Linked DNA regions of Homo sapiens: all the other regions are linked to region 1. A link is a contact called in ENCODE Hi-C or POLR2A ChIA-PET data. All regions are on one chromosome and are shown on one strand. The core of a region is the stretch at or near the end of the contact, and the rest is flanking DNA. Distances in the headings are between cores, read along the strand shown. Region 1 has its middle 24 kb from the start of ZNF778. Region 2 holds the start of PRDM7 (PR/SET domain 7). Region 3 holds the start of ZFPM1 (zinc finger protein, FOG family member 1). Region 4 holds the start of FANCA (FA complementation group A). Region 5 holds the start of CTU2 (cytosolic thiouridylase subunit 2).

Region 1 (4,792 bases), core at 972-3,471:
TCTAAAGTAATAATTGGTCACAGCCAGCGCCAGGGAAAGACAGCCTCCTAACAGATAGACAACAGCTGAAGCTGGTGATCAGCAGCTTCCCGTTAAGATCTCAGGAGCTGGGTGGGTGGGGAGAAGTAACACAAGACCCCGCATTATGTCACTGTATCAAACCCCAAGTCAGAAGGTCAAACCACACACTGGTCTTTCAAGGTGCCCTCCTAGCCTTCTTCCAGGCGTACTTTCCTTCCTCCTTTAAAGCTTTTTAATAAACTTCACTTCTGCTCTGAAGCGTGCCTCGGTCTCTCCCTCTGCCTTATGCCCCTCGGTTGAATTCTTTCTTCTAAGGAGGCAAGAACTGAGGTTGCTGCAGACCCGAACAGATTCATCACCAGTGACACTCCAGCATCCCCTTGTTCCCCGAGGCCCCCTGTCTGGAGCACCTTCCTTTCCACTGCTGCCTACAGGACTCCTCATCCCTCAACGCCCCAGGTCAACACTGTCTTCTCCTCCTGGAGCCTCCTTGCCACCTCGGCCAGAAGCCCTCCCTCCTGTTGACTATAGCACCTGCTCTCCCCTTCGAGACCCCGCCCCCTGGAAGGGCGTGGGTGTGGCTCAACACCTGCACAGGCCCAGCGCATGGTCAGGAAGGTCCTGGAGGGAGGGTGGAGGGGGCTGGAGGCACGAGGACCCTTTCTTTTGAGCAGGCAGGGTGGGGAGTGGGGGTTGCTGACCAGCCCAGAGCTGGGCTGGGGAGCCCGTTTCTCTCTGTGGTGGGAGCAGGCCTGGTGCCTCTGCTCTCCTGTCGACGGTGGGTGGCTGCGCAGGTGCAGGCAGCATCTGTGCCCTTGGCCCGCTTGGAACTTTTGTTAAAGATTAGACGTTTGAGGCCGGGCACAGCGGCTCACGCCTGTAATCCCAGCACTTTGGGAGGCCAAGGTGGGCAGATCACAAGGTCAGGAGATCGAGACCATCCTGGCTAACACGGTGAAACCCCGTCTCTTCTAAAAATACAAAAAAAATTAGCCGGGCGTGGTGGCGGGTGCCTGTAGTCCCAGCTACTCGGGAGGCTGAGGCAGGAGAATGGCGTGAACCCGGGAGGCAGAGCTTGCAGGGAGCCGAGATCGCGCCACTGCACTCCAGCCTGGGCGACAGAGCGAGACTCCGTCTCAAAAAAAAAAAAATTAGACGTTTGAATCTAATAATATAACTCTGAAAGTCAGACTCTCCCCATTCCCCAGGGTTTGCTGGGTTTTGGTTTTGTTGACTGTTGTGTTTTTTGTTGTTGTGGGCTGCCTCTGTGCTGATGCTCAGCCTGAGGTGTCAACTGAAGACATTCTCACGTCTTTCCTGATCATCTATCTATATTTATATATATAACATATATAAATATATAGTAAATATATATGTATATATACACACACACACATACGTGTGTGTGTGTGTATATATATATATATATATTTTTTTTTTTTTTTTTTTTGAGACAGAGTCTAGCTCTGTCACCCAGGCTGGAGTGCAGTGGGGCGATCTCAGCTCACTGCAAGCTCCGCCTCCCGGGTTCACGCCATTCTCCTGCCTCAGCCTCCAGAATACCTGGAAGCACAGGCGTGAGCCACCACATCCGGCTAATTTTTTAAACTTTTTTTCGTAGAGACACGGTCTCCCTGTTTCCCAGGCTGGTCTCAAACTCCTGGACTCTAGCGATCCCCCCAGCTTGAGCTCCCAAATTGCTGGGATTCCCGTCGTGAGCCACCATGTCCAGTCTAACTGTCTTTTAAAGAAGTTTAAAAATTACTCTCTAGCTGCGCAAGGTGGTTGGTGCCTGTAATCCCAGCAGTGTGGGAGGCTCTGGTGGGAGGACCACTCGAGCCCAGGAGGCTGAGGCTGCAGTGAGCCACGATAGCGGCACTGCACTGCAGCCTGGGCGACAGAGCGAGATCCTGACTCAAAAAAAAAAAAAAAAAGAAAAGAAAAGAAAAAGAAAAGAAAAAAGAAGAAAACACTTAAAGGATGACATCATTTTCGGGCGTTTCGTCCTTTGGGATTTGCCGTTTTCAGGATTTCACACCGTAGGGATGTTGATCTCTTGTGACTTCAACACTCCGGGTTCTGCTCTTCAAGACTCTGGCTGAGGTCTGTTTCAAACAGAGCCCAAACACGCAGATCTGTCGTCATCTAGGTCCCGTCTGCCCTGTGTGCCCTGTGAAATGGTGCCAAACATCCGCTAGCCACAGAAAAACCGACACCTGAGAGCTGTCGGTCCCCCAGCCCCGGCTGCCCTTCAGACGGTACCGACCGCGGCTCCCGCCGGGCTGCTGAGTGTGTCACTGTCGCCCAGCACACGAGCCCCTCTCCGATCCCCCGAGTTCCTCACCGAGTCCCTTACCCCCGGAAGTCCCTCGCTCTCCTCCCTTCCCCCCGGAAGTCCCTCGCTCTCCTCCCTTCCCCCCGGAAGTCCCTCGCTCTCCTCCCTTCCCCCCGGAAGTCCCTCGCTCTCCTCCCTTCCCCCCGGAAGTCCCTCGCTCTCCTCCCTTCCCCCCGGAAGTCCCTCGCTCTCCTCCCTTCCCCCCGGAAGTCCCTCGCTCTCCTCCCTTCCCCCCGGAAGTCCCTCGCTCTCCTCCCCTTCTGAGCGGTGACCCCCACCCCGAAGCCGGCGAGGCACCGCGGAACCCGGTCTGCCTGCGCTACCGCCCCCTGCTGGCCAGGCCCTCTTCCCAATCGCCCCGAAACCATTCACATCACCCACGTGTGCACGTTTTGTCCACATTTAGATCCCTGATCCATTTGCAGCTTATTCCTGTGAACGGTGTAATTTTTTGGGGGGCGGGGGGAAGGCGGGGTCTCGCTCTGTCACCCAGGCTGGAGTGCAGTGGCGCCATCTCGGCTCACTGCAAGCTCCACCTCCCGGGCTCAACCAATTCTCCTGCCTCAGCCCCCTGAGTAGCTGGGATTACAGGCCCGCACCACCATGCCTGGCTAACTTTCGTATTTTTAGTACAGATGGGGTTTTTCTTTTCTTTTCTTTTCTTTTGAGATGGAGTCTCACTGCTGCCCAGGCTGGAGTGCAGTGGCGCGATCTCGGCTCGCTGCAAGCTCCGCCTCCCGGGTTCACGCCATTCTCCTGGCTCAGCCTCCCGAGTAGCTGGGACTACAGGCGCCCGCCACCACGCCCGGCTAATTTTTTTGTATTTTTAGTAGAGACGGGGTTTCACTGTGTTAACAAGGATGGTCTCGATCTCCTGACCTCGTGATCCGCCTGCCTCGGCCTCCCAAAGTGCTGGGATCACAGGCGCGAGCCACTGCGCCTGCCCGAGATGGGGTTTCACCATGTTGGCCAGGCTGGTCTCGAACTCCTGATCTCAACTGATCTGCCCCCCCTTGGCCTCCCAAAGTGCTAGGATTACAGGCGTGAGCCGCCACACTCGACCTGAACGGTGTAATTTATACATGTAAAACCATCTTGTTCAGACAGCTCACCAGTTGTCCTAGCACCTTTCATTACAAACTGCATTTTTGCCCCACTGATCTGAAATACCCACTTTATTAACTAAATTTCCATGTTGCTAGGTCTATTTCCAGATATTCCATTTTTGTCCATCTGTCTGCTTCCTGGTCATGTGTCACATACCTTAATTACAGCGGCTTTAGAGGATGCTGCAGTGTCCACAGGGAAGCATCAGTTTTGTCTCCTGGGTTTCTTGGGCACCATCAGACGTCTGTGCCCCCACATGAACTTCAGCGTCAATCTGCATTAACTCCACAAAAAGCTTTTGGTGCTGTTGTAACTGGGATTATGTTTCATTTCTGAATTAAGAATGGGATTTTTATGATGTTGTCATCCCATCAAAGAACAAGGAATTTGCCCGTTTGTTCAAGTCTATGTGGTTTTTTTTTTTTTTTTTTTTTTTTTTTTTTTTTTTTGAGACAGTCTTGCTCTGCCACCCAGGCTGGAGTGCAGTGGTGTGATCTTGGCTCACTGCAAGCTCCACCTCCTGAGTTCACACCATTCTCCTGTCTCAGCCTCCTAAGCAGCTGGGACTACAGGCGCCCGCCACCACACCTGGCTAACTTTTTGTATTTTTCATAGAGATGGGGTTTCACCATGTTAGCCAGGATGGTCTCGATCTCCTGACCTCGTGATCCACCCGCCTCAGCCTCCCAAAGTGCTGGGATTGCAGGCGTGAGCCATCGCGCCTGGCCTAGAAGTTTTTAATTAGCCTGGTGTGGTGGTGTGCACCTGTAGTCTCAGCTACTTGAGAGGATGAGGAGGAAGGATCGCTTGAGCCCTGGAGGTCGAGGCTGCAGTGAGCTGTGATCACACCACTGCACTGCAGCCTGTGGGACAGAGCAAATCCCCATCTAAAAAAAAAAAGTGTTTTAAAGTTTCCTCATGGCCGGGCACGGCCCGGTGGCTCACGCCTGTAACCCCAGCATTTTGGGAGGCCGAGACGGACAGATCATGAGGTCAGGAGTTTGAGACCAGCCAGGCCAACATGGTGAAATCCCGTCTCTACTAAAAATACAAAAATTAGCCGGGCGTGGTGGCAGGTACCTGTAATACCAGCTACTTGGGAGGCTGAGGCAGGAGAATCACTTGAACCCAGGAGGTGGAGGTTGCAGTGAGCCGAGATCATGCCACTGCACTCCAGCCTGGATGACAGAGCGAGACTCTGTCTCAAACAAACAAACAAACAAAAAGTTTCCTCATTTAGGTTTTATACATTTCTTGATAAATTTATTTCTAAGCATTGTTTTATTGCTATTATAAATAAGTTTTCTCTACTATCATATCACCTCACTG
Region 2 (4,792 bases), core at 606-3,105, 840 kb before region 1:
CTTTGCTACACAGAAGTTTTTAAGTTTGATGTACTCCCATCTATCTAATTTTGCTTTGGTTGCTTATACTTTTGGTGTCATATCCAGGAAGTAATTGTTCATTACAATGTTATAAAGATTTTATTTTTTTTCTTCTTGGAGTTCTGTACTTTTAGGTCTTACATTTCAGTCTTTAATTTATTTTGAATTAATGATAATAGATGATGCATTACACGGTAGCATTCCATAGAATGGAATGATCTGGTTGGGATCTGTGTCCAAAACTTAGTTGAAATGTAATCCCCAGTGTTGGAGGTCGGGCCTGGTGGGAGGTGATTGGATCACAGGACAAACTTCTTATGAATGGTTTAGCACCATCCGTCTTTGGAACTGTACAGTGAGATCTGGTTGTTTAAAAGTGTATAGCACCTCCCCATCTTTCTCTCTTCCTCCTGCTCTGGCCGTGTCAAGTGCTGACTCCCCTTTCGCCTTCAGCTGTGAGTGTAAGTTTCCCAAGAAGCCAAGCAGGTGCCAGCATCATGCTTCCTGTACAGCCCGCAGAACAATAAGCTAATTAAATCAATTTTAATTGGAGGAGACTCTGGCAGCAGCTGACGTCTGAGCCAGGAGACAGCAGTGGCAGCTTCCCTGTGGGACTTGGGTGCCTCCGTTCTGCAAGTCCTCCTGTCCACTGGCCCCTCCCAGGGCCCATGCCTAGCCACTCTGCAAGAGTAGGTGCACAGTGCAGCCTCTGCAGCCCAGCCTGAGTGCATTGCTCCACCTGAGTACCTTCCCCGTGACCCAGGAGCACATTGGATTCCCCAGCGCAGCGAGAGCCCAACCCCAAGCCATAGGACTTCCTGGTGTCCCCAGGGCTGTGGCACGTAGCTAGGGATACCGAGGGGGAGATCTGTGGCCAGCACTCGAACGGAGCAGGAGCCCCCACTCTCAGAGCACTGAGAGAGGTGAGACATGTGGGATCCTGGGCAACGAGGGAGCGAGGCATGCCTCCCTCCAGAGGGCCAGTCCAGAAAGGGGGCGACCTATGCAGCCTCTGCCCGAGGGAGCCCCGCAGCTCAGAACACCTAACAAAAGAAACGCAGGCAGGCGCCAGTGATCACAGGAGGCTCCCCTCAAGGTCCAGGAGCTGATGGGGGGCTATCGCTCTCCCGTCTCAATGCAAAGCACACCTGCGAACGCGAAGTACAGAAGAACCTTGCTGCTGGAGATAGCAGCCGTTCCTCTTAAGCACCATCTATTGGATCACAGCCCTAACTACAACACCAAAATTGGCCAGCTAATACAACATCTGTGAAACCAAGCACAATTCACCCACCCGTAAGGGCCCTGTACAGAACCCTGGCCCTCTGAAGCATCCAGAAACGAAGCCAGCTGACAATACCCAACTTACACCACAGTTAAAGGAACACCAACCCTCCCAGATGAGAGTCAGTGCAAGAACTCTGGCAATTCAAAAAGACACAGTGTCCCCTCAGAAGACCCAGGCCTGAGGAGGGAAGTGAGGAGCAGCCCCGACTCCCGGCTCAGTCGGAAACACCGGCGTTGGGGAAAACCAAGTAATAAAACCGCGAAACTGCGCCTGTGCGCGGGAGGATTCCAGATGGTTGCACGCAATCCCAGCGGGGTGGGGCAGGACCTTCCCCAGGGGCGGGACCTTCCCCAGGGGCGGGAAAAGCCAGGCCCCTCCCCGACCTCCTGAGCCCAAAACCGGGTTGTGCCCATGACTGACAGGCAAGGCTCCGCCCTACTCCCCGCCCCTTTAGCACCTCCTGACTGCCGATTGGCGGGCTCGCCTTGGTCTCAACGCTGATTGGCTGGCAGCACTACAGGCTGGCACCCACCGCGTCTCACCTCCTGAGCGGCTCCGAGAAGACGCCCGGCCAGGGTGAACACCGCGGCAGGAGAAAACGGGAGACTGTGAAGAGCATGGGGAGCCTTTGTCGTGCAGCGTGAAACCCTTGTAAACCCTCATCCCAAGACCTTCAAATTTTAGCCTAGGAGACCCCAGATCCCCTCACCCTGAGAAGCTCCAAATCCTCTCAGCCTCAAAAGACCCCAAATCCTGCCACCTTGAGGGATTTAAAATCCCCTCAGCATGAAACCCCCAAAGTACCTCAGCTTCAGAGACCCCAAATCCCTTCACCCAGAGGAACATCGAATCTCCTAATGCTTAGATCCCCAAATATTCTGAGCCTGAGGAGCCACAATTTCCCTCACCCTAAGGCACCCCAAATACCTCAGCCTGAGGAACCCTAAATATCTCAGAGAGACCAGATTTCCCCAACCACAGATAACCTAAATAGCCTGAAAACTCAACCCCGTCAGCTTCAAGGACCAAATAACCTCAGTGTCAAACACCCTAAAACCCATTAATGAGAGACCCAAATCTCCTTTACCCGAGACCCAGAATTTCCTCAGCCTCAAATATCCCAAATCCTTTCATCCCGAGGAACCCCAAATCCCCTTAACCTGATGAATCTCAAATCCTGTCAACTAGAGCACCCCAGATCTCTTCAGCCTAAAAGACCCCTAATCTCATCCTGAAAAACCACAAATACTATCAGCCTGAGGGATACCAAAGCTCCTCAGCTCAAGATACTCCAAATTCCCTCAACCTGAGAAACCCCAATTTCTTCAGTCTAAGACATCTCAAATCCCCTCAGCCTGAGGGACCCCAAATCTCAACCTGAGAGATAGCTTCCCCTTAGAGATGCAGACTGCTTTACTCCTGGATTTTTCTAGAATCCCCAGGTAGAGATCCCCAAATCCTGTCTATGCAAAATGTTCATTTTGCCTCGCTAAAACAGAACCCTGCTCCTCAGTGTGACCCAAGTCCCAGCAGTCAGGGGGCCTCAAGGTCTCCTTGAGACTCCTCTGGCTCTCACACCTCAGGACTCCCCTCAAACACCGGTAGCTACAACCCTCCAGGCACCTGTGCCACCCTTCTCCAAATGAGCCAAGCTGCAGGGGAACTAAAAGAACAAAATCCAGCTTACATTAGGTGGCAGCTCATGGCCAGTGGAGGCCTTCCCATCCCATCAGTACCCCCAGACCTCCCTGGGGTGCTCGAGACCTCACCAGGAACCCAGTCTTCCTGCTCTGAACACCCCAGCCAGATGGAGAAGACAGAGCCTTGTTCTGGGTAGTGCTCAGGGCTGTTGCCCCATCTCAGCACCTTCTCCTTCCACAGGAGCCTTTGGCCTAGGAGCTGGGAGACTCAGGGGCCCTTCCCACACTCAGAATTGGAGCAGGGCCTTCTAGACAGTCCCAGCACCATGAGCCCTGAAAGGTCCCAAGAGGAGAGCCCAGAAGGAGACACAGAGAGAACAGAGCGGAAGCCCATGGTGAGAAGTCGGGGAGGCGAAGCCAGACTCCCAGCAGGAGCTGATCTCTGGAGTGCTGCAGACTCCTGGCCTGTACCCTTGGGTGACTCTGTCTGAATGTGCATGGAATGGGGGCAGCTGGTCCTGGCCAGGACATGGGGGAGAAAAGAACACTAGCATCAGCGACTGCTCTGTGTCAGCAGAGAGCTAGGAAAATGCTCAGTGTCTGCTCAGTTAAACAGGACACAATCTGGAGAAGGAGGGAAGGTCTTTATGTTTCACAGAGACTCCCAGAGGCCCCAGGCTATGCCCTACACGCAGGGTAGAGGAAAAGGACCAGCTCGATGTGTATTAGTAAATCACTGATGGAATCTGTTACTTCCTCTAGGTCAAAGATGCCTTCAAAGACATTTCCATATACTTCACCAAGGAAGAATGGGCAGAAATGGGAGACTGGGAGAAAACTCGCTATAGGAATGTGAAAATGAACTATAATGCACTGATTACTGTAGGTAACAGGAAGTGCTGGGCACAGACCAGCCTGGGCGATATAAAACAGGTCTTTGGTCCCTATATTATTTTAATTATCAGGTGGCGGCATCTGCCCACAATTCCCTTTTGCACGGAGACAAATCTGGAGGGAAATATTGTTCTTTTGCGTCAGTGCAGGGTTGTGTGTGGATACTGACCATGCAGAGGTCACATCTTGACCTTGTTCAAGACTCTCCCAGCTCATCAGACTGAGCAGCACTGGCTTTGTGGTGCTTTCCATTGCCACTGCCCTTTGTTCCTCATCCCAGCTCTTCCGTTTCAGAGCAAAATTTTTTGCTTCTTTTCAGGTCTCAGAGCCACTCGACCAGCTTTCATGTGTCACCGAAGGCAGGCCATCAAACTCCAGGTGGATGACACAGAAGATTCCGATGAAGAATGGACACCTAGGCAGCAAGGTAAGAGGGAAGGGAAGGAGGATTTTTTTTTTTTTAAAGACGGAGTTTCGCTCTTGTTGCCCAGGCTGGAGTGCAATGGCGTGATCTTGGCTCACGGCAACCTCTGCCTCCCAGGTTCAAGCGATTCTCCTGCCTCAGCCTCCCAAATAACTGGGATTACAGGCATGCGCCACCACACTCAGCTAATTTTTTGTAATTTTGTTTAGTAGATATGGGATTTCTCCATGTTGGTCAGGCTGGTCTCGAACTCCTGACCTCAGGTGATCTACCCACCTTGGCCTTCCAAAGTGCTGGGATTACAGCCATGAGCCACCACACCTGGCCTATTTTTATTTTTTTTAAGACAGAGTCTTGCTCTGTCATCCAGGCTGGAGTACAGTGGTAGAATCTCGGCTCACTGCAGCCTCCACCTCCCAGGTTCAACAATTCTCCCACCTCAGCTTCTCGAGTAGCTGGGACTGCAGATGTGCACCACTTTGCCCAGCTAATTTTTGTATTTTTTGTAGAGATGGGGTTTCACCA
Region 3 (4,792 bases), core at 1,680-4,179, 790 kb after region 1:
AGTTTTCTTTCATTTTGACGGACTGTACCACCGGCCACAGGGGAGGATCAACTTCTTGGCAATTAAGTGTGTTTGGGGAGAAAACTCCCCCAGACAGACCAGCGCAGGGACGCCGGCTCCCCGGCCCCAACCCGGGCCGTTCCAAGCCCCCACTCGCCCCAGTCGCGGCGCCCCCGCGCTGTTCTCCAACCCGGCCGGGCCTGGTGGCCAAAGATAAGGCCTCTTATCGCTCTTGGCGATCGCCATCGGGCCGACCGGCCAGGCTCTTATCGGAGCTCACATCGACTCGGGCGGGAGGAAAACCCAGCGGGCTGGGGGCGCCGGGGGTCCCGAGCTGCCCCGGCCCCGCGCTCCCCGTCGGCAGCCCGGCCTATCGCCTCCGCCATCTGGCCGGCCAAGGCCGCGCTCCCGCCTCGCCCTGCCCCCGCTCCCACGTTTGAAGTTAATAAATGGAAGCGCCTATCTCAGCCACCATCGGTTGCGCGCCTTATCAGCGCGGCACATCTATCTCCGCACGGAACAAAAGGCGCACAGAGGCGCGGGCAGCTGCGCCAGGGCTTTGATGGGGGCGCGGGTGGGGGGTGGGCGGCCCGAAGCGCTCGGCCCCCTCCGCTCTGCACTCGCGGCCCGGCCGCAGGTGAGGCCAGGGCAGCGGGCAGGCACAGGCGCTGGCAAGAGGGCGGGCGGGCGGGCGCCGCCGCTTGGTGACAATCAGCCTTCGCATCTTAACGTGCTGAGATCTGCCATGGGGAGGAGGCGCCCCGGGCCGCGAGCGACAGGGAGGGTCCGCGGCCCTGCCTTCCTCGTCCGGGCCCTTTCTCTGCCCCGGTCCCGGGCCGCAACGAGGATGGGCCGCGGTGGCTCACCGTGCACCCGCCGCGGTCCCAGTTCCCAAAGTGCGCGCGCTCTGCCCGCCCCGCTGGGCTGGGCTACGGGCTCTCGCTGGCGCTGGCGGCCTTATCAGCGCTGGAGATCGGTTTCCAACCTGCGATCTCCCTGTCCGAGCTATCTGCATTTCTCATCACAGTGAAACACCACACACACACACACACACACACACACACACACACACACACCCCAGAACCGAACATAGGCGCTCAGGGAAGGAAGGAAAAAGAAACCAGAGCACAAGCGCGGATCGGGACCTGTGGGTGGCTTTTAATACTTGAGTTGACACGATAGAAGGCGACTTTCGGAAAACAGGTCCCGTTTGCGCTGAGGGAGTTGGGTTACGGGAACCGGTTCATGCCTGTGACCCCCGCCTCGGGAGACCTCCTGAGTAGGGAAGCTCCCACAGGCCCCGCACAAGGGGTCCTGGTGGCAGTGGTCGTGTGGACAAAGGAGGTAGTGCCCGGGCGCCTACGGCTGGGCAGCGGGCGGGTTTCCGTCGTGGCCTCCTGGCAGGGCTCAGACGACCTGCCCGTCAGGCTCCGGGGAGGCGCCCCGGGGAGGAAGACCTGCGTCTGGGCCCTAACTGTGAGGCGCAAAGTTATTATTGGCATAGGGTGGGGAGGGTAGCTTCCTGTGCTCTTGCTCCCTCCTGGCACAGCCCAGAGGCCCAGGCCAGACAGTGGCCCCGACAGCTTAGTTCTCATCGCGGGGGCACTGGCAATGTGGCGGCGGGGCAGCAGCCTCTGACCGGGCAGGGAGCCGGACCAGCGAGAAACTTAGTGGCGTGCAGGGGCGACCCCGGCCCGGGGCTGCGTCCTGGGAGGCCCTTCTCTGACTCAGAGCAGCCCATTGGGATGCCAGGGGGTGCCCGCGGGCATCCGAGGGCACCATTTGTTGCCCATGCCGCCTTGGCTGGGACACTTGCAGGGTCCAGGAGGTGTCACCAGGCTGGCGGGGCCTGGGTTCAGGACTTCAGCGCTAGGGCACGGGGTGGGGGTGTCTGGGGGGCTGGAGCCAAGTGCCTAGGCTGCGGCAGCTGCGCGCTACCCCCTCCCCTGTCCTGCGGCTCTGCGACGGCACCGGTGGGGGTGGGCGCGGGCCGGTGCCTGCCACTTGGCCAGGCATCTCCGCGGCCCCGGGTGTCCCCTCTGCCTCCCAGGTCTCTCTCTTCGCTTCTAGATACAAAGCCTGGGAGAGTCAACCGCGCGAGATAAGATCACAATTTCAGCCCGTCCCGACAGAACGATCTTATCAGGACGGGACTTGCAGAATGTAATATTTTAAACTTTATCTGAGCCCAGATCGGGGCCGCCCTATCGCCGCACCATCTCGCAGATGCGGGGGAGGGGCAGGCCGCGAGGGGCCGAGCTGCCCGGGCCGCGCCCCCAAACACCCTCCTCCCGGCCTCCGGGCGGCCCCCTCCTGGGCTGAACCCCCCGGTGCCCAAGCCGAGACGCGGGGGCCCAGGCCGCCGGCGGAGATTAGATTACGGCGCGCTTGGCACAGCGCGGGGGGCGCGGCGCGGGGTGAAGGTCGCCGGCGCCCAGGGCAGAGCGGGGACGGGCGGGGGCGGCGCTGGCGGCTGGGCTCCGGCGGGGGTCGGGCGCGCGGAGGGGACCGCGGGCAAAGTTTGACTCACGCTTGATCTGCCGGGGGTTGCTCTGTTTCCGCCTGGACATGTCTCCGGCGCCGCGCGCCCTCCCGGCGGCCGCCTCTAGCCCCGGGCGGGCGGCGGCGGGCGGCGGGGGCGCGGCGGGGCCGCGGGGCCGCTCATGCCCCCGGCCCCCGGTCTCCGCGGCCGCCCCGGCCCGCGCCCCCAGCCCGCGCGCCCAGCCCCGGAGCCGCTGGAGCTGCCGCGGAGGCCCGAGAGGCCACGGTCCTGCGTTGCGGGCGCGCGGACTGCCCGACGGGCGGGTGCCGGCTCCTCCGCTCCCGCGCACTCGCCGCCGCCGCCGCGGCCGCTCGGCTTTTCTCAATGGAACCCGCGGGCGGCGAGCGGCGGAGCAGGCGGCCACTGCGAGGGCGCTCCTGGCGGGCTGGAGGCACGGGGCGGGGCCGGGCCTGAGCGTCGTCGGCCGCCGCACCTCCCGCCCCGCCCCCGGCGCTCCGGCCCCGCCCCGTGCCTCCTGCCGGGCCCTGCACCTCTCCGGCTCCGCCCCCAGCGCCGCGGCCACGCCCCCGCCAGCCCGGCTCTTCGTTGCTCTGGCTCCGCCCCCAGAGCCGCGACCGCGCCCCCGCCCGCCTCGCTCTTTACGGCGCTGGCTCCGACCCCAGCGCTGCGGCCCCGCCCCTGTCCGTCTGGGCCTTCAAGGCACTGTCCCCGCCCCGCTCGATGCCCCGCCCCTTCCTGGTTCGGCCCCGCCCGCGCCCCGGGGAGACCTCTAGCCTCCCCCACTCCTCTTTGGCCCGGAGGTCATGTCCCCAGGCCGCGCTGGGAGTCTGAGACCTATTCGGTTCTGTTCTGCTGCCCCGCGGCACCGCATCCTGCGCCCCGCCTCTCGGCGCCAGCTCCGCCTCCAAACCTGACCCGACCTGGTTGGGTCCTGAGACGCCGAGGCTCCGCCCCCGCACTGTAACTCCGCCCCCAGCCCTTGGTCCCTCCCTAGACCCCTGGGCTCTGCCGCACGCTCCACGTGCGCGGTGGGGGCAGTGACAACCGGCTCAGGAAGCCCGAGGCCTTGACGCCCACGTTTCTCTTGGGCCAGACTTGGGGTGTGGAGCGGATTCGGGCCAGGGAGGGGGCTTCCGTCCCAGACTGCGGTGGGGTCCGCCAACTGAGAGCAGGATCTCGGGTCTTCCCCTGTGAGCTCAGACCAGGCTGGAAATCGAGGAGGGGGCGCGGGAGCCGGCAGCCCTGGGCGTTGCCACTTGGGGCCTCTTTCCTCACCGAGCCTCTCCAGGGCGCCCCGCAGGAGACCCACGAAGGAGTTGCCCACAGCGCCCGGGCCACAGCCCCCTCTCGGAGCAGTCAGAGGTCAGCGAGGTTTGTGGGCGCGGTGCTGTCAGCTCAGGCCTGGAAATGGAGAACTGTTGCCCTCTGGGGTGTGTTCAAGAGCCCCACTTCACGGAGGCTCGGGGACTTGCTCAAGGTCACGCATTGGGGGGCTGTCCCCCACTCCCAGCTGAGTTGTATCATCTCCTTTTAATGTTCTCGGTCTACACTTGCTACCTGCTCCCCCATCCCCCGTACTCATAAGAAACGGGCGTCAGTGGGCCCAGGGGCAGACAGGAAGGACCCCTCCCACCTGATGATGAGATCATCGCACAGCAGGACTGTCACACCACCCGCCAGCCTGCTGGGAGCTCCTAAGACCCCATCTCGTGCCAACTTCTGTGACCTATTCCCTGGCTCCAAGGAAGGGGAGAAGTGGGGGCTTACCCTCAGAGCCTGGTACAGGAGAGTGGCGGGTGGGTAGGAGAGGCAGGGGTACAACACTGGATATGCGCCGTCCCTCCCCACTGCCATGGACAGACAGGAACACTGAGACCAGGAGGCCAAGAGAGCTGCCCAGGGGCATACGGGTCCTCCAGCCCTTCCTGCTCTCTGCCAGGGTCCAGTGGGCACAGCCTTCCCACAGCTGCTCTCTGGAGGGGGTGGGGCCCATGTCTGATTGGTTCACTCAACCTAGGACCTCCCCCCCACCCTCCCGCCCCCACCCAGTGCTTGTCAACTGGATGGAGCACCTACCTGTCTGGGTTTCCCACCAGGCCTCGCCTCCTTCCCCAAAGAAGTCCACTTTAGAGTATGTGGACCTGTGAGTTAGGGGAGTTCCTGGAGGAGGTGGCCATGGGCTGGCACCTGGGCTGGGTCTGAAGCTCCACGCACAGCAAGTGGCACCCAGGCTGGCGCTGCTGGAACGGGCGGAGATCTGTGTTGAGGTGGATTCCGAGGGTCAACAGG
Region 4 (4,792 bases), core at 1,749-4,248, 580 kb before region 1:
CCTGGGCTCAAGTGATCCTCTCACCTCAGCCTCCCAAGTAGCTGGGACTATGTAGGGTCCAGCCCTATGGGGCTTAGTGGGTGTTCTCCCCATGTACGGAGAAGAGAGATTGTAATAAATAAAGACACAAGACCAAGAAATAAAGAGAAAACAGCTGGGCCCCGGGGACCACTACCATCAAGACGCGGAGACTGGTAGCGGCCCCGAACGGCTAGGCTCTTTGATATCTATTGCATACATGACAAGGGGGCAGCGTAAGGAAGGTGAATCTTCTAAGTGATTGACAAGGTGAAGCATGTCACGTGATTACAGGATGGGGGCCCTTCCCTTTCAGGTAGGTGAAGCAGAGAAAGAAGGCAGCATACGTCAGCATTTTCTTCTCTGCACTTATAAGAAAGATCAAAGACTTTAAGACTTTCACTATTTCTTCTACCGCTATCTACTACGAACTTCAAAGACGAACCAGAAGTAAGGGAGGAACATGAAAGTGGACAAGGAGCGTGACCAGTGAAGCACCACAGGGAGGGGTTTAGGCCTCCGGATGACTGCGTGCAGGCCTGGATAACATCCAGCCTCCCACAAGAAGCTGGTGGAGCAGAGTGTTCCCTGACTCCTCCAAGCAAAGGAGACTCCCTTTCATGGTCTGCTAAGTAACGGGTGCCTTCCCAGACACTGGCGTTACCGCTTGACCAAGGAGCCCTCAAGCGGCCCTTATGCGGGCATGACAGAAGGTTCACCTCTTGCCTTCCACTCACTTCTCACAATGTCCTTTCAGCACCTGACCCTATACCCACCGGTTATTCCTAGGTTATATTAGTAATGCAACAAACAGTAATATTAAAAGCTAATGATTAATGTTTATAATAATTGATAATTGTCCATGATCATCTCCATAATTTGTATTATGACTGTTCTTATTGTAACGATTTTATTATACTGAAATAGTTTGTGCCTTCGGTCTCTTGCCTCGGCACCTGGGTAATTCTCCGCCCACAGGACTACAGGCTCGTGTCACCACACTGGGCAATACAAAAAATACAAAAAAAAAATTTTGTATTTTTTGTAGAGACGAGGTCTTGCCATATTGCCCAGGCTGGAATTCTTACCTTTGTTACTGTATTTAACGTATCTTTTTCCTCCGGCCATCTTCATGGTTTTCTCTCTGATTTCCACAGTTTGAATACACTGCATGTGTCAGGCAGGGGCTCATATTTATCAAGTTTTGTGTGTGCTCTGAGCTCAGGTCTTTCATTATTTTGGGAAAATTATTGGTAATTTTCTCTTCAAACATTTTTTATGATTTGTTCTTTCTTCTTCTTTTGGGAGTCCTATTACATGCATATGATATCATTTGATATTTTCCCACAGTTCTTGGATGCTTTTTTTAAAAAAAAACTTTTTTTCTTCTTTATTTTCCAACGTGGGTAATTCCTATTTTTCTCAGCTGTGTTGATCCTACTGCTGCCCCATCAGAAAAATTACCTGTTATCAGCGTTCTTCCTTTCTTATAATTTGATGAGTTTCCTCCTCATGCATATTGTTCACCTTTCGTACAAGAGACCTCCACATATTAATCACAGTTAATTTAAATTTCCAGCCTGTTTCAATTTCTCGATCACCTCTGAGTCTAGTCCTGTTAATTGCTTAGTGTTATTTTTTGTTTTTGAAACAGGGTCTTGCTCTGTTGCCCAGGCTGGAGTGCAGCGGCGCGATCTCAGGCTGTTCCCTGAGTTCACACCATCCCCCTCAACCAGCAGATTGCAAAGTGTCCGAGTCGGGCCGTGCAGGAGTCTTTGTGGGGGTTTCATGGACTCCGAATTCTCATTTCTGCTCCATCCCCATCTCATGAATCCAAGGCCCCACTCTGTGCCTCGGCTCTTCGTTTGTGGTGCTGAACGTCATCTACGTCATCTACGCCATCTACGTAATCAACACAATAAAGACGCCTGCCGGGAACGCGGCCCTTCGGCTGAATCCCTTCGGTGGTTCCAAGGCCACTGCCAGAGGATGCGGACGGGTCTCCAGGGCCTCTACTTACCCAGGACTTTGAGGCACATTAGCTTCGCCTAGGCACTCGCTTTTACGAATTCTTATGTTTGGTTTTGTTTTGAGACAGAGTCTCGCTCTGCCGCCCAGGCTGGTTAAAAGATAGGGTCTCAGCCGGGTGCGGTGGCTCACGCCTGTAATCCCAGCACTTTGGGAGGCCGAGGCGGGCGGATCACCTGAGGTCCGGAGTTCGAGACTAGCCTGGGCCAACATGGCGAAACGCTGTCTCTACTAAAAATAACAAAAATCATCCAGGCGTGGTGGCGCGCACCTGCAATCCCAGCTACTCGGGAGGCTGAGGCAGGAGAATCACCTGAACCCAGGAGGCAGACGTTGCAGTGAGCCGAGATCGCGCCACTGCACTCCAGCCTGGGCGACAGAGGGAGACTCCGTCTCAAAAAAAGGAAAAAAAAAAAAAAGAAAAGAAACAAAAGTGATGGGGTCTCGCTCTGTTGCCCAGGCTAGTCTGGAATTCCTGGGCTCAAGCGACCCTCCAGCCTCGGCCTCCCAAAGCGCTGGGAATACAGGCGCGGCTACCGCGCGGTCTCCGGCTGCCGAAACACCGCCCTGCGCGCGGACCGTTCGGCCGCCGGGAGGAACAGCGGCTGCCCGGAGCTCAGAGGCGCGCGCGGCTTTGCGCTCCCCGCGGCGCTCTGAGCCTGCCTCGGCTTGGTTGGCCAGGTGGTCTCTTCAGGACCAACCCCAGTCATTCCCGGCAGGAACCACGCTTGAGGGGCGGCAGTCTGCCCGCGCGAGACGCCCCCGCGGACTACACCGCGGCGGCAAAGCCAAACGCAAAAACTACCTCACCGCGCGCAGGCGCCTCCCCCAGGACCAACATGGCCACGACGCAAGGCCTCGACCTGAGGGGCGTGGCCTGGCCGCCGCCAGCCAACGGGTGTGCGCGCCTGGCCGCAGCCAATAGGAAGGCAGCGCGGGCTCGGGCGCAGGGAGCCGCCGCCGGGGCTGTAGGCGCCAAGGCCATGTCCGACTCGTGGGTCCCGAACTCCGCCTCGGGCCAGGACCCAGGGGGCCGCCGGAGGGCCTGGGCCGAGCTGCTGGGTAGGTGGGCGCGGCAGGCCGCGGGAGTGGGCGGCGTCCGGCCCGGGACGGTTTCGCCGGTTCCCCGATCCCTTCCCGCCAGAGCCTCCGCCGGTCGGATCCCCGGACGCCGCGCCCGGGGGGCTGTGCGGGGTGGGCGCCCGGCTGGGGCGGCGCGGCTGCCTCGGACCCGGCCCCTCCTGCGCCTGGGCGGACGCCCCCAGCCGCCGCCCGCGGGGCGCTCCCTTCTTTCCCGAACGCCGCCCCCGCCGGCCGCCCTGTCAGGCGGGCCTGGGGTGCGCGGCCTGGGGCTCCCCTCAGCGCAGAGGCCGCCCCTCGCCAGCCGTCCCCGGGCTCCCCTGCCTCGGGCCCTCCTGGGCCGTCTTCCCCGGCGTCCGCGGTGGGGCCGTCTCCGTTAGTTTCCCGAGACCTGCGCCCTGGGGAGGAGCCCCGGCCCCTCTTCGGGAGGGTGTCGCTGGTGGGTTTCTCCGCGGCGTCCACCTGCGCGTCGGGCCGGGGACCCCGTGTGTGAATTGTGCTGTGATGGTTTCGAACCGACTTCTCTCCGTAGCGGGAAGGGTCAAGAGGGAAAAATATAATCCTGAAAGGGCACAGAAATTAAAGGAATCAGCTGTGCGCCTCCTGCGAAGCCATCAGGACCTGAATGCCCTTTTGCTTGAGGTAAGAGGAAGCTGGTGTCCGTCTGCGGGCAGATTTAGGTTCGGGGTTTTTGAGTCCAGCCACCGCACAGCTTTCCTAAGAAAACACCCGAGGCGGCGGGCGCGGTGGCCTGGCCCGCAGAGGGGAGGGTCGCCTGAGCCCGGGAGTTCTGGACCAACCTGGGCAACGGGGTGAGACCCCGCCTCTTTTATTAAAAACAAAACAACAACAACAAAAAAACAGGCCGGGCGCCGTGGCTCAGGGCTGTAATCCCAGCTTTTGGGGAGGCCAAGGCGGGTGGATCACTCAGGGTCAGGAGTTCGAGACCAGCCTGGCCAACATAGTGAAACCCGGTCTCTACTGAAAATACAAAAATTAGCTGGGTGTGGTGGCGCACGCCTTTAATCCCAGCTACTCGGGAGCCTGAGGCAGGAGAATTGCTTGAACCTGGACCCGGGAGGCAGAAATTGCAGTGAGCCGAGATCACGCCCCTTGCAATCCAGTCTGGATTACAGAGTGAGACTGTCTCACAAAAAAAAAAAAAAAAAAAAAAAAAAAAAAAGCCGGGCGTGGTGGCTCACGCCTGTAATCCTAGCCCTTTGGGAGGCCGAAGTGGGTAGATCACTTGAGGTTAGGAGTTCGAGACCAGCCTGACCAACATGGTGAAACCCCGTCACTACTTAAAATACAAAAATTAGCCGGGTATGGTAGCAGGTGTCTGTAATCCCAGCTGCTCAGGAGGCTGAGGCAGGAGAATCGCTTGAACCTGGGAGGTGGAGGTCGCCGTGAGTGAGATCCCGCCATTGCACTCCAGCCTGGACGACAGTGAGACTCCCTCTCAAAAAAGAAAAAAAGGAAAATAGCCCAGTAGGGAAGCATTACTTACACACAGGTTGTGTTTATGCACAGATCTTGAATTTTTTTTATTTTTATTTTTTATTTTCATTTATTTTTTTTGAGACAAAGTCTCACACTGTAGCCTGGGCTGGTATGCAGTGGGGTGATCTCGGCTCACTGCAGCCTCCACCTCCCGGGTTTAAGTGAT
Region 5 (4,792 bases), core at 1,283-3,782, 530 kb after region 1:
CCAGAGTGCTGAGATTCCAGGTATGAGCCACTGCGCCCAGCTGTAATCTTTGTTCATAATAAACTTTCCAGCCATCTGACTCTGGCTCACTACGTCAGGGGTTCTTGGCCCTGGCTGTATGTTAGAATTGCACAAACCAATTAAGTCAAATTGTCTAGGGGTGAGGCCTAGGAGTCTGCATTTTAAAGCTCTCCTGCAATCCTGGCAGGCAGGGTGAAGAGCAGCACCCGGTACAGAGCGGACAATGCCACTGCAAGAGTCACCCTGCACCTGGGGCTCTAAGTCTCTTCCTTCCTGTCAGACACACTTGATGTGCACAGCAGTCCCTCCCTACGTTGAATGGATACCACGTACAAGAGGCCGAATGACCCCCCTGTGGTTCCTTTACAGACAGTAAAGCAAGTCTGTGTTTAACAGCAAGATGCCAGGTGAGGGACTGCAGGTAACTGGCAAGTATCAAGGCTGGGACATGGGAAGTGACCCCCAGGACCCAGCTTTGGGCGTGGGGAGTCTCATACAAGGAGACACAGGTGCTGGGCTTCACCTCCGCACTGTGGACCAGGAGAGCCTCTGCGCCCTACACCACCAGCTGGGATTCAAGCGTGGTGGGTCCACGTGTACATGCTGCGTCTGGGCTCCTGAAACCACGCTGTCCCCTGTGGGTCAGGGAAGGCCAAGGTTTCTCCCACGTGCTGACCTGAATGATCCCTGGGGATCCCAGCTCGATGTAGATTCCTAAGGCCTTCCCCTAGAGAGCCGGCTCCCCACTGTTCCTTGGGACCAGCAAGCACAGCAAAAGCCCTTCTGGCCACAAGGGCCTAGCATACAGCCACAGCAGCCTCTCCTCAGTGAATTCTGCCGGCAGCCTGGTGTTCTTGGCAATTTCAGATGCTCCTGGGTGGTTAAAGAAGTACCTATCTTGGCCAGGTGTGGTGGCTCATGCCTGTAATCCCAGCACTTTGGGAGGCCGAGGCAGGTGGATCACTTGAGGTCAGGAGTTCGAAACCAGCCTGGCCAACATGGTGAAACCCTGTCTCTACTAAAAATACAAAAACAATTGGCCGGGCATGATGGCAGGCACCTGTAATCCCAGCTACTCAGGAGGCTGAGGCAGGAGAATCACTTGAACCCAGGAGGTAAAGGTTGCAGTGAGCTGGGATCATGCACTCCAGCTGTTGCACTCCAGCCTGGGTGACAGAGGGAGACTCCATCTCAAAAAAAACAACAACAACAACAAAAAAACCACGCACCACCACTGGGAATTAAGAGGGCTAAAAGGAGAGAGACCTGGTCCTCCCTTCAGGGAGCTATGAGTCTAGTGGAAACAACTGAACAATACAATGGCTACAAGCCAAGAAAGACATGACAAGCGCCTGGGGGAAAGCTAGAGGTCTTCCAAGCCTCTATCCTGCCACAGATGAAACAAGCATCTCACACGAGATTAAAAACTTTCACCCAGACCATCTGCCAAGTTCCCAAGATGCTCTGATCCGCCCCTAGATGTATTCCAGCTGCCCCCAAACGCCTGGTCCTCCTACAGCTTATCCCAGTCTAGACACCACGGCCCCACTTCCAACTGTCCCCATAAGTTCCATCAGAAACCTCATCAGGGGATCTGTGGCTAGCTCATGGGAAACTTTCCCAAGCAGGAAACCAATGCTTTCGCCTCCACTTCAACACCAGGGGCACGAGGGACCCCATCAGGAGCAGGAATAAAGTAAGTACATGTTTTTAAAAAGAATTAACAAAGCATCACAAGTTGCGGCTATCCTGTCTGCTAGCGAGGCCATGTTTGCCAGGGTCTCAGCCACCTCCAGGCCTCACCTGCAGAAGGCATCTCCGGCTCGTATCACCACAACGGGCTGCGCTTCCTTGCACTTCACACACTTCTGCTCACGGCTTTGGAGATGGGAGGGGGGAGAAGAGAGAAACACAGATCACATCTTCCCCACGCCTAGTGGGCTTTGGGGAGACAGCTCCTGTTTCTCACCCTGAGTTGGGTCAGAGAAAGGCACCTCGGTACACACACAAACCCAGGCTTGTGTTCTGTCCAAACTTCAAGAAAAACAAAGGCTCTGGGGGGATGTTTAGCCTAGAAAAGCCGGCTCAGGGGGCACATAAAGGCCGCTTTTCAGTCTCCCAAGGCTGACACGGGGAGGCGAGACAGCTTCACGGCACCAGTTCTCTCCGAATAAGGACAGCACTGTCAGCGGCAGAGCCGTCCCCAGTGGCTGCTAGGATGAGAGGCGCGAGCCAGTGGAGTAAGTCCCCTTCTAGGTGGCCGTCACCGCTTGACAGGCATTCCCCGAGTGCTAGGGAGCGAGGTCCCGCTCTCCACGCGGGGCTTCCCGGAGCAAGCCCGGCCGGGACCCTTCGGGGCAGGAGTGCGGCGGGAAGGCGAGGGGCGGCCTGGCGGGTCCGGCCGCCAGCTCTTACCTGGGCCGCGGCGCCGGGGGCGGCTCCTCAGGCGCCGGCTCCCCGTAGTCCTCGCCCACCTGACACATGGGCACGCCGGGTCCCGTCGCAGACTGTGGCGGCGACAGCGCGAGGGCGCGCCCCGATGACGTCGGAGTGGCGCCGTGACGGCCGCGAAGCCCGGCTGGGGGCGGCGCCCTACGATGACGTCAGCGCGGCGCAGTAGCGGCTGTGACTAGCGGGCCGGCCCGGGCCAGGACAGCGGGCGGCGGGCGGCGCGGGCCTGGCCCCGGGATGGCTATGTTCCGCAGCCTGGTGGCCTCGGCTCAGCAGCGGCAGCCGCCGGCCGGGCCGGCGGGCGGCGACAGCGGCCTGGAGGCGCAGTACACCTGCCCCATCTGCCTGGAGGTCTATCACCGGCCCGTGGCCATCGGCAGCTGCGGCCACACGTGAGCGCGCCCGCCCAGGGGCCGCGGGGAGGGGGCCGTGCCCCGCCGCGGGAGGGGTCGCGAGGCCGGCGGCCGCCCCGGTGCAGCTCCGGACTGGGCGCGCGGGGACTCGGGGCGCCGGGGCCTCGGGGCGCGTGGGGTCCGGGTTTCCCTGTGCCGCGCCGCCTCTGCCCTCTGGGCGCGTTCATCCCCCGCCCAGCCTCCTTCGCGCCAGCCGCAGGCGCCCGGTCCGACTGCTGCTTCGGTTCACCGGGCGACCTGCGGCCCTGCCCAAGCTCGGGGTCCCCGGCGGCTGCGGCGGGCGCTCCGGTACTCAGAGGGCAGCAGGTGCCACCGCTCCGCCAGTGGTGGTGGATTTGGGCTTGTGCGGCTGGAATGGGCAGTTGTAAATAAATAACTTGTAGTTTTTGCTATCAACTCTTGTTCGGACCCGCTGTCTGCCTGTTTTGACTACAGAGGAAAGGAGTTCCCTAAAGTTTAGAGGGGCTTGTTTGGAGTCTGATGTTCTTAGTTTTGTTTGAAGGAGAACTTGAGTCACACCGATCACTGAGTAGCCAGGCAGGCTGGTCCACAGAGGAGCAGACACTGACCACCTTGCTGGGGTTTCCAGCTGCACCAGGGCTCACAGCCGGCTCCTCCAGGGTGTTTCAGGAACAGAAACTGGAGGACGTGGCTCTCCTGGCGGGGAGCTGTGCTCAAGTATTCTGGAGCTGCCAGCCCCGTTGGGAGGAAGCCTAGATCAGTGTCTGCTCCCTCCTAAGTGCTGAATAATACAGCTCTTGAGCAAAATCAGCAGTGGCAGGGGAGAGAGAGAGCAGGAGGGCTTCCCCGCAGACATCCAAGCTGCTGAGGTGGTGGAGTGGAGGGGGGTGCACCCAGACTGGTAGGAGGCTCTAGAACATTTTGCAAGCAAAGTCAGCTGACTTCAGGGGCTCCTGGTACAGAGGGAGCTGGGACTGCTAGGTGGATGTGTGCTGGTCACCCACGGAGGTGGCAGGGCCAGTGTCAGGATGCAGAGCTGCCTTCATTACCTGTGTCAGGCAGCACAGGCGCCTGCCCACGCTGGGACAGCTCTACCTACTTCTCTTGTGAGGCTGCTACAGGCTCTGCCCCTGCTCCTCCATCTCACTTAGCCGTGACATTTTGGGGGGGCAGCCTCTGAACGGGAATATTTTTTTTTGAGACAGAGTCTTGCTCTTGTCACCCAGCCTGGAGTGCAGTGGCGCCATCTCGGCTCACCGCAACCTCCATCTCCTGGGTTCAAGTGATCCTCCTGCCTCAGCCTCCAGAGTAGCTGGGATTACAGGCACCCGCCACCACGCCCGGCTAATTGCTGTATTTTTAGTAGACAAGGGGTTTCACCATGTTGGCCAGGCTGGTCTCGAACTCCTGACCTCCGGTGACCTGCCCGTCTCAGCCTCCCAAAGTGCTGGGATGACAGGCGTGAGCCACCGCGCCTGGCAGGACTTCCTTCTTGTGAGCAGGTAGCGGGTGTTTGAAGGTGTGTTCCGCACCTTCTCATCTGTTACTGAGCGCTGTGAGGCTTGACTTAGGCCTTGTTTTAGAAAAGCCTCCCGTAGGCTTTGGGTGCCAACACCTTCACCGTGTGGTCGGCCACAGCATCTCCACTTTCCTAACCTGCACAAATTGGTCTTTGCCCTTCTTTTTCAAATATGTCTTTTCCTAAAATGTAGTTTCCATAACACAGAATGCAGAACCACATGGAATTGTGGAGCATCTTTCCTATAAAACTCCCCTCTGCCATGCTTTTCTTGGTAGAATGACGACCATCCTAGTCTCACCGCGGGTCCTGCAAGAGCTTTTCACACAGCCTTTGCCTTTCAAAGATTTTTCTCCCCGACTTTTCCTGCTGGCTTTTGTTTTCTGGCTGTTCTCTCTCTGCTTCTAACTTTGTTTCTTGTTGGTGT

The links. A loop is a pair of places that touch in the nucleus more often than their neighbours do. ChIA-PET counts read pairs that join two places held with the same protein, here RNA polymerase II (POLR2A). Pooled maps may share reads with other maps.
Region 2: a pooled map shows a loop between it and region 1 (8-fold over the local background). The contact joins the promoter of PRDM7 here to the enhancer-like site in region 1. A Hi-C loop is called at or near these places in 1 of 37 single-sample maps with no recorded cell type and 4 of 50 pooled maps. POLR2A ChIA-PET finds 5 or more read pairs at or near these places in 1 of 52 experiments (PC-9).
Region 3: a map of naive thymus-derived CD4-positive, alpha-beta T cell shows a loop between it and region 1 (6-fold over the local background). The contact joins the promoter of ZFPM1 here to the enhancer-like site in region 1. A Hi-C loop is called at or near these places in 1 of 168 maps with a recorded cell type or tissue (naive thymus-derived CD4-positive, alpha-beta T cell) and 8 of 50 pooled maps. POLR2A ChIA-PET finds 5 or more read pairs at or near these places in 1 of 52 experiments (activated B cell).
Region 4: a loop to region 1 is called in a map with no recorded cell type, with 8 times the contacts of the local background. The contact joins the promoter of FANCA here to the enhancer-like site in region 1. A Hi-C loop is called at or near these places in 3 of 37 single-sample maps with no recorded cell type and 8 of 50 pooled maps. POLR2A ChIA-PET finds 5 or more read pairs at or near these places in 1 of 52 experiments (activated T-cell).
Region 5: a pooled map shows a loop between it and region 1 (5-fold over the local background). The contact joins the promoter of CTU2 here to the enhancer-like site in region 1. A Hi-C loop is called at or near these places in 1 of 168 maps with a recorded cell type or tissue (CD4-positive, alpha-beta memory T cell) and 8 of 50 pooled maps. POLR2A ChIA-PET finds 5 or more read pairs at or near these places in 2 of 52 experiments (GM12878 and naive thymus-derived CD4-positive, alpha-beta T cell).

Annotation. Positions count from the first base shown.
Region 1 is chr16:89,238,865-89,243,656 of GRCh38, reverse strand. No RefSeq gene overlaps it. Among named protein-coding and RNA genes, the nearest start is that of ZNF778, 24 kb to the right of the region's middle. RefSeq lists an enhancer at 1,516-2,032 and a silencer at 2,540-2,629. Within about 2 kb of position 2,221, at least 41 of the 41 ENCODE cell types and tissues checked have a DNase peak (open chromatin) inside an H3K27ac peak, as active enhancers do; they include GM12878 and PC-9, where a contact is called at or near this core.
Region 2 is chr16:90,074,394-90,079,185 of GRCh38, reverse strand. PRDM7 (PR/SET domain 7) reads left to right here and starts at 1,855. Exons shown (of 11, transcript NM_001098173.2): 1 at 1,855-1,960; 2 at 3,191-3,344; 3 at 3,712-3,835; 4 at 4,163-4,270. The coding sequence starts at 3,276. RefSeq lists enhancers at 1,064-1,203, 1,324-1,413 and a silencer at 1,744-1,873.
Region 3 is chr16:88,451,417-88,456,208 of GRCh38, reverse strand. ZFPM1 (zinc finger protein, FOG family member 1) reads right to left here and starts at 2,929. Exons shown (of 10, transcript NM_153813.3): 1 at 2,531-2,929. The coding sequence starts at 2,570. RefSeq lists silencers at 185-244, 1,925-1,994, 2,215-2,344, 2,805-2,894, 2,905-3,204 and 1 more.
Region 4 is chr16:89,814,853-89,819,644 of GRCh38, reverse strand. FANCA (FA complementation group A) reads left to right here and starts at 2,998. Exons shown (of 43, transcript NM_000135.4): 1 at 2,998-3,108; 2 at 3,659-3,768. The coding sequence starts at 3,030. RefSeq lists enhancers at 2,335-2,384, 2,770-3,064 and silencers at 2,925-3,214, 3,445-3,494.
Region 5 is chr16:88,704,243-88,709,034 of GRCh38, reverse strand. CTU2 (cytosolic thiouridylase subunit 2) reads right to left here and starts at 2,532. Exons shown (of 15, transcript NM_001012759.3): 1 at 2,437-2,532; 2 at 1,825-1,899. The coding sequence starts at 2,504. RNF166 (ring finger protein 166) reads left to right here and starts at 2,627. Exons shown (of 6, transcript NM_178841.4): 1 at 2,627-2,864. The coding sequence starts at 2,710. RefSeq lists silencers at 2,264-2,573, 2,614-2,893 and an enhancer at 2,515-3,152.